2 separate regions of the Mus musculus genome follow, and region 1 is linked to region 2. The links are chromatin contacts, found by Hi-C or POLR2A ChIA-PET in ENCODE. All regions are on one chromosome and are shown on one strand. Each heading gives the region's core, a stretch centred on a gene start or an enhancer-like site at or near the end of the contact. The rest is flanking DNA. Distances are from core to core; before and after follow the strand shown.

Evidence for each region. A loop is a pair of places that touch in the nucleus more often than their neighbours do. ChIA-PET counts read pairs that join two places held with the same protein, here RNA polymerase II (POLR2A).
Region 1: a map of left cerebral cortex shows a loop between it and region 2 (1.9-fold over the local background). The contact joins two enhancer-like sites. A Hi-C loop is called at or near these places in 6 of 37 maps with a recorded cell type or tissue (heart and left cerebral cortex). POLR2A ChIA-PET finds 5 or more read pairs at or near these places in 1 of 5 experiments (Patski).

Annotation. Positions count from the first base shown.
Region 1 is chr10:67,187,754-67,190,667 of GRCm38, forward strand. It overlaps Jmjd1c (jumonji domain containing 1C), which reads left to right. Exons shown (of 26, transcript NM_207221.3): 3 at 1,983-2,096. Among named protein-coding and RNA genes, the nearest start is that of Jmjd1c, 62 kb to the left of the region's middle. Within about 2 kb of position 1,515, at least 1 of the 3 ENCODE cell types and tissues checked has a DNase peak (open chromatin) inside an H3K27ac peak, as active enhancers do; it is left cerebral cortex, where a contact is called at or near this core.
Region 2 is chr10:67,225,039-67,228,075 of GRCm38, forward strand. It overlaps Jmjd1c (jumonji domain containing 1C), which reads left to right. Exons shown (of 26, transcript NM_207221.3): 10 at 1-1,878. Among named protein-coding and RNA genes, the nearest start is that of Nrbf2, 59 kb to the right of the region's middle. Within about 2 kb of position 1,370, at least 2 of the 3 ENCODE cell types and tissues checked have a DNase peak (open chromatin) inside an H3K27ac peak, as active enhancers do; they include left cerebral cortex, where a contact is called at or near this core.

The sequences.
Region 1 (2,914 bases), core at 265-2,764, 37 kb before region 2:
TAGCCAGATTTTACCAAGGACTGTCAACTAAATACCTTCAATTTTGAGGAATTGTGTTATCTAGAAATTAATCCTCTTTCTAAGTTAACTGGAGTAATTTAAATTATGTTAAGTTGGTGAATTTTACCCCTGAAGCCGGCCCACCTTGCAAAAAGGGCTCTGGAGAAGATCTTCGCAGGAATGTTTTTGATATTATAAAATGACTGGGGCTTAGGAGATGCAAAACACCTGTATTATTTGCATAAGAAAAAGGTACTTAGGGCTAATGTTGCTAGTGTCCAGTCCTGCTAAATTGAATTTTATCTTTAGCCAGTCTTTTTTTTTGGGGGGGGGGGGGTTATCCTTGATGCTTTGGCCTGAAGTGTTTGGACAAGAAACAGAAAATGTCCAAAGATTGAAAGTCCTTTTGAGAAGGAGCCAGTGTTCTCTCATTTACCAATGCTAAACAAGTAGAAGTATAATATGAAAATTTTTCATTGTAGAAATACGCTAACTTGATAGCTATCATGTTAACATATTTCATATAATCAGATAACATGAACTCTTAAGCGAGTACATTCTCTTATAAAAAATGATAGAATTATATGAAATATTAGGAATCTAGGCCCAAGAAATAGAAAATATTGGTAGCAGGCAATGATAGATGTACAGTTAGTGTGGGAATTTTCTATTTTGAAAGTTAATTTCTCACACAAAGTATTTTGAACATCTAGTACTTAAAAGGTTAGGCTGGGACACAGTAGAAAGTTATTCTAACTAGGTTCAATTATCATAAATGTTAAAAATAAATGGAAGAGACAGATTTTGTTTGTTTTGGGGATGGTTCTAGAGATACATACTGTAATTTTTCAATTTTTTTTCAAATAAGGAAAATGTTATTTGCTCAGGAATATTAATTGAATAGAAATGAGATATGTTTAAAATATACATCCTAATGAATCCACTTAACTCCTGGTAAGAATTTCTTAAGTGTAGAAAATTAGCTCTTTGAGAACCCCTTCAAACTGAAACTTTTTTTGTGTAATAACCAGAGTATTTTGTATTTCTTTAAGACATAATAGCTACAAGACAGGGTGGACAGGAGCACCAACAGCTTTGGAATCTGGGAGATACGTACTGTCTTGGTCAACAGTGTTGTTTTGTGTCCAGATGGTACCCAAGTTGCCTTGTCATGAGGAAATGTTCTTTTGGTACACATATATGCAGTTTAGAAGCCTAGTTGTTTAATTGCATTTTTCAGATTTTGATTCTTTCTTAGGAAAGCCACACTTTTTAAGATGGTAGAATTTTCTTTTCATTTTAAAGCTTTTAGAACAAACAGTAGTAGATACATGAATACATTTAATTTTGACTGACTCTGACTCTGCTAAGAATGAGAGTGTGGTGATAGTCATTTAAGAAAACAAACACTGTGCCCTTGTTTCCTTCCTCTAACTTTCCCACCTCACTGCCTGCTGTGTGATCTCAGACTTGCTTTGTGACAGTGCTAGCTAGAGACAGGACAGGGCTGGTGGGGACTGCTCTTCCTCACTGGTCTCTCCTGCTGCCCTCTGCTCTCATTGAAGTAACTGCATCTGTAGTTGTTCTGGGAGCAAGGCAGGGGTGGGGTAAGGTCAGATGCTTTCTGCTCAGTTAAAATCTCAGTATGAAAATTAGACTAACATCTCTAGTTAGGAGTAAACAGGGGTGAATGTGGTTGACTTCTTTTCATGTTTTCAGGGTTAAGCAGAAACATACACGTGTGCTTGGTAGTCTTTCAGAAATAGTCTATAGCATGATACAGTATAATTTCCAGCTTATTAATTATGGTTGTGTTTAATTATTTTTTAATGAATAAAAAGTATTCTATGGTTTTAATAAAAACGTTAGGTTATACCATTATGACGACCTTATTGAACCATTATATTGCCATGTACCCTTTGTATAACACTTTGAGGATACAACCAGAAAATAACCATTAGAACTTTTCTCTTTTTTGACAGACCTTCAAACCATTGGTTGAAAATAGTATACCTAGTTCTATCACTGCAGTAGAATTCCTTATAGATAAGCAACTGGATTTTTTAACAGAAGATAGTGCCTTTCAGCCATACCAGGTAAGGAACTGCACACCAATTGTTCATTAAACTTCATTCATATTCAGGGCATTCAGTATATTTTGATTATAGCATTACTTAGCAATAAATTTGTGCTGGGACTTTGTTGTGAGACAGGAACACTTTGGCTATAGCTAGGATTACAGGAGTGAACACAGCTTCCTGTTAGAGGAGAATTGTCTAGACACCAGGGTTACTTCTGTTCATCTTTGGCTCAGGGCTGCACCTATCTATAAATGTATTTGAGGGTTTGGTTTTGTTTTGCCATATACTTATTTGTTTATGAGGTTAACTAATTTATTAGAGTAAGTAAATGCATCTTGAGGGGAAATAGGTTTTCCAGTAGACAAATAGATTTAAATTATGTAAAGAAACTCATCACAACTATTAAACAATTTGTGGTGATTCATATCTATGATCCTGGGACGTAGGAGGCTGAAGTAGGAGGATCTCATTCAGGGCCAGCCTTGCCAACATAAGAAAACTGTCTCAGAAAGCAGAAAAGTGTGTTTGTGGGGGCAGGAGGTACTGGCTCTGGAGACATGTGTCAGCAGCTAAGTGCTCTTGGGGCTTTTGCAGAGGCCTGGAGGAGTTCCAAGCACCAACAGGAGGCAGGCAGGTCACAACTACCTATAGGCCAGCTCTAGGGGAGCTGATGCCCTCTTCTGGCTCTGGCTGGTTCCTGGCATGTGTAATATATAGACAGAGACATGCAGATGCTGTGATAAGTAAAATTAAGTTCCTTGTCTTTTAGCAAAGTAAAAGATAATAATAACCTATTTTTCTTAATCTTCTAGCTTATTGCAATCTTTAAATTT
Region 2 (3,037 bases), core at 120-2,619:
CTATCAAACAAGATAAAGACGTAGACCGCTCCGTGTCAGAGATTTATAAGATGAAGCACTCAGTGCCTCAGAGTTTGCCCCAGAGTAACTACTTCACTACTTTATCTAATAGTGTGGTCAATGAGCCACCAAGATCCTACCCATCCAAAGAAGTTTCCAACATTTACACTGAGAAACAAAATAATAACCTTTCTGCAACAGCCAATCCTCAAACTCATTCTTTTATATCATCTCTTTCGAAGCCTCCACCTTTGATTAAACACCAACCAGAAAGTGAAAGTTTAGTGGGCAAGATACCAGACCATCTTCCCCATCAGAGTGCATCTCACTCAGTAACAACGTTCAGAAGTGATTGTCGGAGCCCTACCCATCTGACTGTTTCTTCTACTAATGCACTCCGCAGCATGCCTGCTCTGCACAGGGCACCAGTATTCCATCCACCAATCCACCACAGTTTGGAAAGAAAGGAAAGCAGCTACAGTAGCCTTTCCCCTCCAACACTGACACCGGTGATGCCAGTAAATGCTGGTGGCAAAGTTCAAGAATCTCAGAAGCCTCCAACTCTAATTCCTGAGCCAAAAGACTCTCAGTCAAATTTTAAGAATTCTTCTGATCAGAGTCTAACGGAAATGTGGAGATCTAATAACAACCTCAACAGAGAGAAAGCTGAGTGGCCCGTGGAAAAGAGTAGTGGAAAGTCCCAGGCTGCTGTGGCATCTGTCATTGTTCGTCCACCTTCTAGTACAAAAGTTGATAGTGTGCCATCTGTACCATTAGCTTCCAAAGATCGAGTTTGTGAAAGATCTTCATCTGGGGCAAATAAAACAGATTACCTCAAACCAGAAGCCGGAGAGACTGGAAGAATTATTCTACCAAATGTGAATTTAGAAAGTGCTCATGTGAAATCTGAAAAAAACTTTGAAGCTGTCTCCCAGGGCAACGTTCCTGTTTCAGTCATGTCTGCTGTAAATGTAGTCTCTACTACCAAAGCAGATGTGTTCACATCTGCTGCCACTACCACCAGTGTCTCCAGCTTGAGTAGTGCAGAAACAAGTTATTCTTTATCAAATACCATTTCGGCCTCTACACCCTTCGAATGTACTTCTTCAAAAAGTGTTGTTAGTCAGGCAGTGGCGCAAGCAAAGGACTGCACAGTCAGCACCGCGGTTCCAGGCACTCTGGCCTGTAGTAAGACAGGAAGTGCTGTTCAGCCCGGCTCTGGCTTCTCAGGCACAACTGATTTTATTCATTTAAAAAAGCACAAGGCAGCGTTGGCTGCAGCTCAGTTTAAAAATAGTAGTGTCAGTGAGGCTGAACTTAATACTGTGAGAAATCAGACAGTGGCAGCCTCTCTTCCCCTGGATAGCACCATGACCTGCACTGCAAGTAACAAAGCAATCTCTGTAGGAAATGGGCCAGCAGCCCAGTCCAGTCAGCCCAACTACCACACTAAACTGAAGAAGGCCTGGCTCACCAGACATTCAGAAGAAGATAAAAATACTAATAAAATGGAAAATTCAGGGAATTCTGTATCCGAAATTATTAAGCCATGTTCTGTCAACTTAATAGCCTCTACATCTAATGATATAGAAAATCGTGCAGATGGCAGAGTCGCTGTAGATAAATATGGAAGAGATGAGAAAGTCAGCAGGAGAAAAGCCAAAAGAACTTACGAATCTGGCTCTGAAAGTGGAGACTCAGATGAGAGCGAAAGCAAGTCGGAGCAGAGGACTAAACGGCAGCCGAAGCCAACTTATAAAAAGAAGCAGAACGACCTGCAGAAGAGGAAAGGCGAGGTCGAAGAGGACTCGAAGCCTAATGGAGTTCTCAGCAGGAGCGCCAAGGACAAAAGTAAACTGAAGTTGCAGAACAGTAATAGCGGTGAGTAAATACATTGATTTATCGCAAATAAAATGGGCCACGGGTCCTCGCAGTAAGGATGTGGCTCCATGGGATGTAGTTGTGAATTTCCTTTCTGCCTTTCCTGTCTCCCCACAAGAGGAAAAGATTAGATCCCCGATCTTGAGAGATGTTTTCACCTGACATTTGTTGTAGGAAAGACAGTACAGTGTGAAGTTTAGAAATTGATCTTTTCCTAGAAATGTCAAAATACAGCTTTGATTATTACACCAGAAAAGAACTGTACTTCTGATACTAAAGTATTTAGCTGAGACCTGATCTCATTCGAGAAGTAGTTCCTGTTTAGCTGTAAGCACAGTACTGAGGAGCAGTGTGATGTGGTCCGTCTCACCCTAACCATGTAACAAAGCTGGGAGTTTAGGGAGATTTCCTAAATCATTTTTGCTTAAATTTACTTTATGAGCTGAAATTGTGACCGAATTTTAGAATGTTTACAATATACTTGTTGATGTATACACTAGTGAGTCCCCTACACTCTATAATTAATTTCTGTATCCCAAAGTGCATTTATGGTGTTGACATTGAGAAATCAAGGGTTCGCATGTATTTATGTGACTTTAATGTCTTGCTCCCGAGTTCTCTTCACTAGGGCAGCTGTTTTTGAATTTGTTAACCAAGATCTAGGTCTTCAAGGCTCTCACTGTATAAAAGGAGCGGTGTTAGGTAATGTATGTTAGTAGGGTTTTATTCACAGACCTATACATTTTAGATACATTGCCAATAAATTAGACAGTTTGAATTAAAGGATGATGCCTTATTTAAAGCAGATAGTATTATTAAATTACTAGAAGAAATTTACTAATATCAAGTATGGCCTAGTATAGAAGAATTAATAGTATCAAAAGCCCTTCAATAAGTTACCTTTGTAATTCATTCACTTCTTTAAAAAAAAAAAAAAAACCCTTCAGAAGTGCCTATTTTGTTATCACATAATTAAGAATTGGTTTCACGTATATCATTTTGAAAAATTCATAGTACTTTTTAAGTTATTACAATCCGTGTTATGAAGTTTCACATTCTAAACTGCTCCCATCATATAGAATTAAAAGTATATTGGTCAAAGTTAATTCCCAGTTTAAAAGAAATAGAAACAGGATTGCATTTAGTTTTCTCTAGT